2 separate regions of the Mus musculus genome follow, and region 1 is linked to region 2. Evidence: chromatin loops called from intact Hi-C (ENCODE). Cell type or tissue: gastrocnemius. All regions are shown on one strand. Links, peaks and the distances in the headings refer to the core of each region. The heading gives the core; the rest is flanking DNA. Region 1 overlaps Golga2 (golgi autoantigen, golgin subfamily a, 2). Region 2 has its middle 37 kb from the start of Slc25a25.

Region 1 (5,369 bases), core at 163-5,162, 180 kb after region 2:
GGAGACACTCCGTAAAGAAAATGAAGATAAAATGGGGGCGGGGAGGAAAAGGAGGATAGGGAGGACTGAGCCGGTGAAAACTTAGAAGCCCTGCTGAATGCTAGGCCAGTTTACCAGCCTGCACTGCACCTGGGCACGAGAATGCTGCCACTCTGTTCTGCCCCAGAGTCCTGAGTAAGGCCTGAGGCCCTCCTTGGTGAGAAAGCCCCCAGGCCACCCAGCACAGTCTGCTCCATCACTGAGTCTCTGGCGTTCTTTCTGTAACAGGAATTTACAAAGTAAAACTGCCCTGGCTAAGAGGCAGATCTGTACCAGTCTGTGTCCCCCATTAAGATAGGAGCCTGATCTTTTGGTTTTTTCAGACAGGGTCGCATGTAGCCCAGTGTGGCCTCAAACTCACTAGGTAGATGAGGATGGCTGATTCTTCCACCTCCACTTCCCAAGCACTCAAATTACAGGTATCAGCCTTTTCAGAGGTACTGGGGACCCAAGGCTGTGTGCACAGCAGGCAAGCACTCTACCAACTGAGCTACTTCCCCAGCCCCTGGAGGGGATGGAGTCTGACCTTATTATTATTATAAAGATAAGGGTGGCTGAGGAAGGGTGTGGGTTGGGGCAGAACCTCTGGCTGCCCTTGCTGAGGCTTTGGCCGCCAGTCTTTTATACAACCATGATCTTCACCTCGTCGTTCTCATCGGCACGGTAGAAAAAGGGGATGCAAGGGTTGCTACCCAGGCCTGGCCGCTCCCGGGGGTTCTGGATCTCACGCAGCAGCTGCATGATCTGCTGTGCAGTAGGGTTCTCATGGGGAGCAGGTACCCCTGCCTCTCCTTGTGCAGGCTCTATATCGTCAGCCAGGCTCACCTCCCTGAGGTCTTTAGAGAAAGGGGGAGGGGGTCATGGCTCTGCACGCCATGGGACTCCTCCCCTTTGTGCCTTCCCAAGAGACAACAGCTCTACTCACCATCCTGCTGGTCAGCAGCACCAAATTCCTGGGAGCCTGTGGGCACTGGGGTGAGCACGTCACCAGGGTTCTGAGAGACGGCCAGGAACTTGCCCTGCCATTCATTGCGCTCGTTCACAAGCCTCAACACCAGCTCCTGGAGCTCCAGCAGCTTCACCTGGAGAAAAAGGAGCTCAACTTGAAGGGCCCAGCCCAGATTAGGCAGGGCCTGGACTACAGAAGTGTAGGCCTACCTTCATCTCCTCCTTGTCCTGAGCCAGCCGGCTGATGTATTCTTCCTTCTCCAAATGCCGAGCCTTCAGCACCGCCCTCTGATTTTGGTAAAGGGCAATGTACTCTCCTGTGGAGACGGCAGGCAGGTGGACAAGGCTCAGACACTGTGGCTCCCCCAGTCTACCCCCCTGCACAGCCCCCACTGCCTTGGGCTGGGCTCCACCTCACCAATGGTGTCTGTCTCTCCAGAAAGCTGAATGCAGCAATGTTCAAGCTCCTCTACCCTCTCCTTGAGCTCCACTTTCTCCTGCATGACCTCCAGGAAGCGGCTCTGGAGCCAAGACAGAGGTCTCAGGGACTCAGGAGCCCTGGCTGGCCCCCACACTCCCAGCCCCCACAGACAAACTCACCTGCAGCTTCTCCATGGCTACATGTAGGGCCTGATTGCTCTCCTCAGATGCAGAGTCATCCACATTCCTGGGGACCACTGCCTCCTTTTCAAGCTTGCTTTGGACTGGGGCTGCCAAGTGAGACAAACTCCGGCAACGTGCCTTCTGCTCTTTCAGCTGCACACGTAGTCGGGCCTGTTCTTCCTCTGCTCTGGCTATAGCGGCATTAAAGAATGCCACCTGCACACAAGAGGGAGGTGTGCCTTTCAGGGAAATGCTCAGGACAAAGGGGGCAGGGCAGAGAGGGAGACTGACCACTGGCTTCCAGGCACAAAGTGGCAATCAAAAGAAGTCAGAGGGTAGGAAACCGAGGACCACAGAGGTAGAAAAGAGAAGGGGCAAGACAGAGCCCAGCTCACCATGGCCTCTCTACTGTCTAGGTCTTCTGGGATGGCCAGACTCGACTGAGGAACCTCCTCATCTTCTTCCTCCTGGTCCACATCTCCTGGGGGCAGACAGTAGGTTGTCTCCTCTAATAATCCCATCAGGTAGACTGAGTGGGCTAGGGGAAGAGAGCTCAGAGCCCCACCTCTGTATCCCTACTGAATACCCTGGGGTCAGCCCAATCAAAGCTTCTCCAAATACATCAACTCTAGTCCTCTCCTCCTGGGTGGTCTTACCTTCCCCAGGGAGGACCAAGAGGCTCAGCTGGGCTTGGAGCTGTTGGTTCTCCTGGCTGGTAGCTTTTAGGCGCTCCTATGGGGCCAGGAAAGAGTGAGAAGGCACAGAGGAGGCCAGGTCCTCCCCCTGGGCCCAGCCTTAACAGCTGCCTCACCTGGGCCTCCTGCAGCTCCTGGCGGGCCAGCTCGGCTGCCATCTTGCCCTGTACCTCCTCATGCTGCAGCTGGTCCATGAGCTGAGTCTGCAGCAGAAGCTGCTTGTGTATTGCCTCCTTCTCAGAGGTCAGCTGCTCATAGGCCGCCAAGTGCTGTTGGTAAGCAGCAGCGTACTGCTGCAGGTGGGACAGGCACTGGTCTCGCTGCTCCTGTAGACCCTGTGCTTCTTGGCTCTTGAGCTCCACCTGCAGGACGGCCAGGAATGAGGGCAGTGCCTTTGTAACCAGCCTCACACCCACCTTTCTCATCACTTTAGGCCAAGAGTGGAAAGCAACCCACCCTGTTCTGCACTAACTACTAGTGCCTGATATTTTATGCACATTTCTCATTTAACCTTTAACACTTCTCTGAGGAAACTCATCTTTTAAGTTCAGTGAATGGGTTTGGAGATGGGAAGCATTTGAACACATGGATGTGAACCCAGCCTGAGCCCAGAGCCTTATATAACCTACAACTATAAACAGCAGCTTCTGGCCTTGGCACAGATGAAGAGCAGTCCAGGACTGCCTGCTCCAGGCTGCAGTTAGACTGTTATGACTGGCACCCCCCGTGGTAGGCCTTACCGTCTCCTTCAGCTCTCCCAGTCTCTCCTGCAGCTCTCCCAGCTTCCGGGCTAGCTCTTTCTTGACATGCTGCTCTGACTGCAGCGCACTGGTGATCTCCATGTTCTCATTGGTCTGGACAGAAGGCAGCAGTCAGTAGGACCTAATGTGGCAGGGGTCCCCAGAATTGCATGTGTGCTCCCTCCCACAGAGCAGGGAAGACTGCTGGATCATTCCCACACACCACAGGTCTCTGGATTGAGAGGTGCTTTGACAGCTAGCACCTCATGTGAGGTGGACAGCACCCTTGAGGGTTACATTCCCTGTGAGCAAGGAGGGCCTGCAGGATTCGCACCAGCCTGACGAAGCCGTTCTGCAGCTCGGCCAGCTGCTCCTTCAGCTCTCGGTTCTGTGACAGTGCTCTGCTGATGGTGGTGCGGTCACTCTGCATGCTCTCCAGGATCTGCTTGCGCTCCTCGGCCTGCTCGCTCCAGCGCTGGGCCTCCCGCTCCAGCTCCAGCAGACGCCCCTCCTGCTCCCGGTTGAGGTGGCTCAGGCTCTCATTGTCCTGCACCTGAGCCCGTAGCTGTCCCGTCAGCCTCTCCAGTTCCTTGTGCAGCTGCTCGACCTCTCCCTGCAGCTGCTCTTCCGCCTCGGAGGGCCCAGCTGGAGGCTCTGGAGGCGGTGGCTCCTCTGAGAAAGGAAGTAGGCACAGTGAGGGGGTCCTCTCTTGGCTCTACTGGGAGTCAGGCTCCCTGCCCCAAGCTCTGGCTTCTTTTCTGTCAGGGTCTCAGATGAGCTAAGTGTGTCAAGCTACTCTAGTATAGTTCTGTGGTGCTCAGTCACCTGCAGAGGTATAGCAGTAGGCATGCCACCCTGTTTTACACAGAGGGACATAAGAGATGACAAGGCGTGTCACCTGGTCAGTCCTGACAGAGACCTTTTGCCCCATTACAATGCTCTCACACCCCCTTGCCCCCAGGGCTATGGAAGCCACTGGCCTTTGAGCCACTCCCGCTCTCAGGTCACCCTTGCGCTACTCACCCATCTGACTCCGGAGTGCGGCCAAGCTGGTCTCCAGCTCTTGTACCTGCCGTTCTCTGTGCTCCTTCTCTTCCTTCAGTGTATGCACCTGCCCAAGGCACAGGGGGCGCTAGAGATCCCAGGCACCATCCATCCCCAGGCCCACCTCTGCAAAACCAAAGCCCCGAACCCCTCAGCTGCACCACGCTGATGCTCAGGAAAAGCAAAGACACCAGAGGCGAGGCCTCACCTGCTCCGCCATTTGCTGTACCCTCTGCTGCCACATGGCACTCTCTCCTTTTAGGTTCTCCGCATACTGGTCTCTCTCCACCTGGAGCTGCTTCAGTGATTCCATCAGCTGCATCGGTCAATGTACACGTTACTTGGGGCTGTGTCCTTGGTCCTCACCTGCCCTTGGCCATCTGGGGTCATGCCCTTCCCCTGCCCCCACAGATCCACACCTGGCTAACATGGGTCTCCAGCTGAGCCCGCTCCTCCATGGCATGTTGTAACTGCTCATTACCGCCTGCGGCCGAAGACTGACTAGAAAACTGTGCGAGGGAAATGAGGGGTTAGGTCTGGGAGCCTGGGCTGTTCCGCTGCAGTGCTCCCCACAAGAGTGCGAGCTAGGATGACAACCTGGGGTCATTGCCCTATGAGAAAGTGACAGGAGGAGCTAAGCAGACTCCTGCAAGGGCCATTTAAATGAAACAGAATGAAGGCATTTCAACAGGCGTGGGGGCTCACACCTGCAACCTCTGTGCTTGGAAGGCTCATTACCATGAGTTCAAGGCTAACCTGGTGAGTTACAGGTCAGCAAGGTGTGGCCAGGGCTCCACTGTTGAACAATTAGTAAATATTACCACAGGAGAGGAGGAGGTTCTAAACTGTCCAGCATTTGGCTGCAGGTCACCCCCAAGGAACCAGAGACTGTGTGCCTGGGCCTCGGGGTGAGGGCTGCACCTCTCACCTGCTGCAGCAGCAGCTCTGACATCTCTAACTTCTTCTGCAGCTCCTCCACCCCCAACTGTGCAGCTGCTTTCTCTGCCACCAGGACTCGGAGTTTCTCTTCCAGTTCTGAGTTCTGCTGCCTCAGGTCCTCATTGCTTTTGCTGTGGTTAGAGGCAAAGCAGAAAGGAAGGAGCCAAGAACAGAAAGGAACACATTTCAGAGTGATGCATGAGCCTTGCCACACAGCCACAGGGCAAAGCAGGACTCAGAGAGACTGAGTTACCTGGGGCCACAGCATGAGTCAGGAGCATTGCTGGGACCAGAGCACAGCTCTACACAGACCCAAACCTGTCTCGGCTAAGTCTCCACTCTCCACACTGAGGCTGCAGAG
Region 2 (5,369 bases), core at 322-5,321:
GATCCCCTGGAACTGGATTCACCAACAGTTGTCACTGCCATTTAGGTGCTGGGAATGTGTGTGTGTGTTATATAATATATTATAATAATTACATTATAATAATATATATTGTTGTCTTAGAATTTTATTGCTGTGAAGAAACACCATGGCCAAAGCAACTCTTATAAAGGCAAACATTTCATTGGGGCTGGCTTACAGGTTCAGAGGTTCAGCCCATTATCATCAAGGTGGGAGCATGGCAGCATCCAGTCAGGCATGGTGCTGGAAGAGCCAAGAATTCTACATCTTGATCAGAAGGCAGCAGAAGGAGACTCTCTTCCACACTGGGTGGAGCTTGAGCATAGGATCTCAAAGCCCACCCCCACAATGATGAACTTCCTCCAACAAGGCCACACCCACTCCAACAAGGCCACTCCTCCTAATAGTGCCACTTCCCATAGGCCAAGCATATTTAAACCACCACAATTATATAATCTATGTATAATTATTTATATACATGTGTATATAAATGTACATATATAAATAATTATATATAATCACATATTATATATTTATATTAGATAAGATCTTGTAGTTCTGGTGGGCTTAGAAGGGCTATGTAGGCCATGCTGACTTTCTCCTGTTTTCATCTCCCAAGAGCCCTTGCTGATGTTCATTCCACAGGGTGTGTCCTAGTGGAACACTATTCAGCAATAAACAAGAACAGACTAGCTGGGCAGGGTGCCACCTCTGCAACTCCAGCACTTCTGAGACTAGGGAAGAGGACAGTCATGGGTTCAAGACCAGCTTAGGTTCCTGAATGAGATTCTGTCTCAGAGATGGCTCAGTGACTAGAAGCACTGGTGGCTCTTCAACAGGCATGTGCCTGACTTTGGCCCTTGAAGAACAAGCAGTTTTTGGTTTTAGATTATTTTATGTGCATGAGTGTTTTGCCTGTGTGATCCTGCACACCTGTAGTGGCTATTCCTGGTTGTCAACTTGACTATATTTGGAATGAACTACAATCCAGAATTGGAAGGCTTACCAGTGACCCTAATCTGGAGGCTGGGAGATAGAAGTGTCTGATCTAGATCTTGGTATGGAGATCTTGAGGCATAGTAGCTATGGATTCCAGAAGATTAAGACAGGGAGATCTCTGAGTTCAAGGTCATCTGGGATTAAAAGTGTGGTGCCACCACACCTTTACTCTAGGCTACACCTTCTGCTGGAGACCATGTAAGGACATTGGAAGAAGGGAGTATCATTCACCTGCTTGCCGTGTGGGACTGAGCAACTGCTAGATCCTTGGACTTCCATTCACAGCTACTACTGAACCATTGTTGGGAGTTGGACTGCAGAGTGTAAGTCATCAATAAATTCCCTTACTATATAAAGACTATAAGTTCTGTGACTCTAGAGAACCCTGATTAATACAATACTACATGCGTGTCTGACTGCCAAAGAGGTCAAAACAGATTCCCTGGAACTGAACCATCTACAGGTGCTTGTGAGCTGACGTGGGGGCTGGAAATCAAACCTGGTCCTCTCCAAGAGCAACAAGTGCTCTTAACCGCTCAAGACCCATTTTGCCAATCTGTCAAACTAAGCTGTTTTGCTGAGCTGAAGCATTAGTTGCATCTTTGAGATCTGAATCTTTCGTCAGAGATAGATTTAACAAGTATTTTTCTGCTGATTTACCTATTCTGTTTAAAGCCATTGATAAATGGCTTTAAACGCCCCCCCCCATTTTATTGGTTTATTTTTTCTATTTCCTCTCCAATAAATCAATGATTTTCATTTTTTACGTTGGTGTGTGTGTGTGTGTGTGTGTGTGTGTGTGTGTGTGTAAGCATTCTACAGGTTGGCTTTCAGGAGTTGGTTCACCATCCATCTTCTTCCACCATGTAGACCCTGGGGCTCAGAGTGTCAGACTTTGTGTCAAGCGCCTTTCCCAGTGAGCCGCCTCCAGCCTCAGCAAGCGCTTCTTCGGGAGAGAACCCTGCCTGCTCTGTGGATCCCCTGTGAGAAGGCAGTGAGCTTTTTTTTCTTGCTCTGACCGCACACCGTGCTTCACTTTGGAAGGTCATTTAATCTTTTGGAGCCTCAGTTTCCCCTTCGAGGGGGTAAGGAGAACATTACCACCCAGGGGAGGGAGGGGTGAGTGGCAAGATCGGACAGGAACATGGTCGTCAGGGGCGCAGATGCTTCCTGGGCTGAGCAGGTCTAGAACCTTTGGAGTCTCTAAGCACTCTGAGCACTGTAGGGGAAACTGAGGCCTAGAATCTGGTCTAGGATGGGTGGGGACCCTGACTTCTTTTCCTGAGCTCTCTTTGCACCTAGGACAGCCCCCTGGGCTAGCCACCAGAGCTCTCCCTCCAGCTGGAGCTGAGCTTGAGGCTTGGTACGGTTTCTCTACCGCCACCTACAGGACAGAGAGGTTCACAGCCGACAGTTTCTGCTAGTCCCGGTCCTGGCAAATTAGTCACAATGCCTCCTGCAGGCCCAGGCTGGAGCCAGACTGGGTTACTTGAAAAATGTATCATTCATTTCATTGCCTAAAAAAAGAAAAATGCCTCCTGTTAAAATATAACAGCACTGTCGGGCATGGTGGAACACTCCTTTAAACTCAGCACTCGGGGCAGGTGGCAGAAGGGGTGGGGGTGTTAAAAGGCAGGTAGAGCTCTGAGTTCAAGGCCAGCTTGGTCAATAAAGTGAGTTCCAGGACAACCAGGCCACAGAGAAACCCCGTTTCAAAAAATCCAAACCAACCAACCACCACCACCAGCAAATATATGCATATAATATATATACATTATATATACACACAATATATATATATTATATGCAGGTAAATATAACATACATGTAGTGTACACACATATATCTCAGCTCCTTTCCTTATCATTTGGACATTTATTTTGAGCTAGGCTTGGTGAGCACATACCTGTAACTCAGCACCTGGGAGATATAGGCAGAATGATCAGGAGTTCAAGGCCAGGTTCAGCAGACTGGGCTACGTGGAACACCGTGAAGGGTGGGGTCTAAGAGATGGCCTGTGCTGCCCTTGCTGAGGACCTGGGTTCAGTTCCCAGACTGCTCAGGGGTGAAGGACTTACATTCAAGCCTGGGAAACTGAACCTGATCCCAGGAAGTCACTGGTGCAAGGAGGTGACTTCCACACACGTGCAGTGTGACACATGTGTGGTGGCACACACTCTGTGCCATCACGCAGACATACACAGTGAATAGTAAATCTAAAAGACACACACACACACATATATATAAATTTCCAAAGACTTTTAAATTTTTATTTATTTATTTATTTATTTATTTATTTATTTGTGGTTTTTTTCGAGACAGGGTTTCTCTGTGTAGCCCTGGCTGTCCTGGAACTCACTCTGTAGACCAGGCTGGCCTTGAACTCAGAAATCCGCCTGCTTCTGCCTCCCGAGTGCTGGGATTAAAGGCGTGCGCCATGCCGGGCGACTTTTGTTTATTTTTGTTGTTATTTACTTATGAGGCAGGGACTCACTATGTAGCCCTGGCTGTCTTGGAACTTTACTAAGTAGATCAGGCTGACTTTGAACTCATAGAGATCTGGGATCTGCCTGCTTCTGCATCCCAATTGCAGGGATTAAAGGCTTGTGCCACTATACCCAGCAATGTTTATTTTCTTTTTATGTCTTTTGGTGTTTTGAGTGCATGTATGAAAGTACCCCAAGATCACGCAGTACTTAAGAAGGCCAGAAGAGGGCGCCAGATGCTTTAGGAAGCGGAACTTACAACAGTCTTTAGCTGTCATGAGAATGCTGGAATCATGATTGTACATACATGATTATGTATCATGCAAGAGCAGCCAGTGCTCTCAACCACCAAGAAATCTCTTCAGCTCCACACATTTTTTTTTAAAGATTTATTATGTTTTAAGTTCCTGTGTGTGGGTGTTTGGGCCAGCCTGTCTGTGCATCATCTACATGCAGTACCCTCAGAGGCCAGAAGAGGGCGGAGGCTCATCAGGAACTGGATGGAGTTCCAGGTAGTTGTGAGCCACTGCACGTGGGTGCTAGGAAATGAACCAGTCCTCTGCAAGAACAAAAGAGTTCTTAATCACTGGGCTATCTCTCCAGCCGCAATACAGTCCTCTGTATGGGCAGGTGACCCTGTACATGAACACACATATGAGTACAGGGGTCTGTGGAGGCTGGAGGTTATTAGCAGGTGTCCTCCTCAACCTCTGCCTACCTTATTTTTTTGAGAGGGTTTCCTTCTGAATCTAGAGCTTGTCAAATCAGCTAGACTGGCAGGCACTTAGCGCAGGAATCCTAGCCAGTGGTAGGATTATGGGCACATGAACCACCTGGGAATAGAGCTTGGGTCCTCATGCTTGCGCAGTAAACACTTTGCCAGCTGAGCCGCATCTCCATCCCCTCCGACTCTCCTCAGAAAGCAGCAATACTGCAGCGAGAGCCCAGTACTTAGCTCATCTAGCCGGGGTCATTTCACCAGAGTCCCAGTTCTAAATCCCATCAACACATGGTTGGGTAGGTGGGTGACATGCTGTCATCACCGGGGTGTCCCTAGATAAGACTGCAATGCCTACTGGTCAGTAAAGGATGCAGAGATGTCAGTAAATCACTCTGGACAGGGCTTCAGGGAACAGCATCTGCTGTATTACACACCAGCAAGCACTCATATCGCGGAAGCTATCGTCTGTGACTGGTTAGCACATTACCTCAGACTGGACAGTGAGCGCCCATACCACCAGGATCTCGGTGCGAGAGAAGCACATAAAAAGAGATGTGGAGAGGGCAGCCTCAGCAGGCCAGCTCCCAACTGTCAGGCTACTTCAGAATCCTCTGTTCTGACTTCTGGGCATACTCATGAGCATGGTACACCGTGCTTCTTATTTAGAAGTGCCATGTGCCGGGCAGGCTGGCTGCCAGGTCAGGCCCACACTTTCTCCTACAGATAAGTCTCCGGTGCTAGTACTTACCCAGACAACTACTTTGATAACACAGGAGCTGTGAGGAGCCAACTGGGGAGAGAGACAATGTGAGAGGCAGAGGCCAGAAAAGAAAGCATCCTGCGGCTGGAGGTAGAAAGTTAGGGCTTCATGCCGTGACAAGCGGCCAGTGTGGCTGGCATGGGATGGATGAGAAGACAGGAGCTAGAGATGGATGCTAGAATGGGGTTGATCTGTTGGAATCAGCCTCCAAAATACAGTGAAGGAGGGGCACTGCTGAGTTTCAGACTGAGAAAAACATTGCAATATAAGAATTAGCTCAGGGGCTGGAGAGAGGGCTCAGCGGTTAAGAGCGCCGACTAATCTTCCATAGGTCATGAGTTCAAATCCCAGCAGCCACATGATGACTCACAACCATCCGTAATGA

What was found. Hi-C counts contacts between places; a loop is a spot of excess contacts. Peaks named below come from ENCODE experiments on the same cell type or tissue, not always from the same donor. Only the 100,000 strongest peaks of a DNase experiment are listed, where the experiment ranks them.
Region 1: a loop joins it to region 2, with 2.4 times the contacts of the local background. A loop is called at or near these places in 3 of 42 quality-filtered maps.

Annotation. Positions count from the first base shown.
Region 1 is chr2:32,301,912-32,307,280 of GRCm38, reverse strand. Golga2 (golgi autoantigen, golgin subfamily a, 2) reads right to left here. Exons shown (of 26, transcript NM_001080968.2): 13 at 4,998-5,139; 14 at 4,489-4,578; 15 at 4,278-4,385; 16 at 4,049-4,136; 17 at 3,360-3,697; 18 at 3,026-3,139; 19 at 2,402-2,647; 20 at 2,247-2,322; 21 at 1,986-2,071; 22 at 1,588-1,806; 23 at 1,406-1,508; 24 at 1,198-1,304; 25 at 965-1,121; 26 at 1-875. The coding sequence ends at 661. Among named protein-coding and RNA genes, the nearest start is that of Gm23363, 14 kb to the left of the region's middle. In gastrocnemius, for the core only: CTCF peaks have their summits at 2,655 (motif pointing left) and 4,140; a DNase peak (open chromatin) is centred at 2,631.
Region 2 is chr2:32,485,910-32,491,278 of GRCm38, reverse strand. No RefSeq gene overlaps it. Among named protein-coding and RNA genes, the nearest start is that of Slc25a25, 37 kb to the right of the region's middle. In gastrocnemius, for the core only: CTCF peaks have their summits at 2,422 (motif pointing left), 3,665 and 3,864; DNase peaks (open chromatin) are centred at 2,403, 3,745 and 3,967.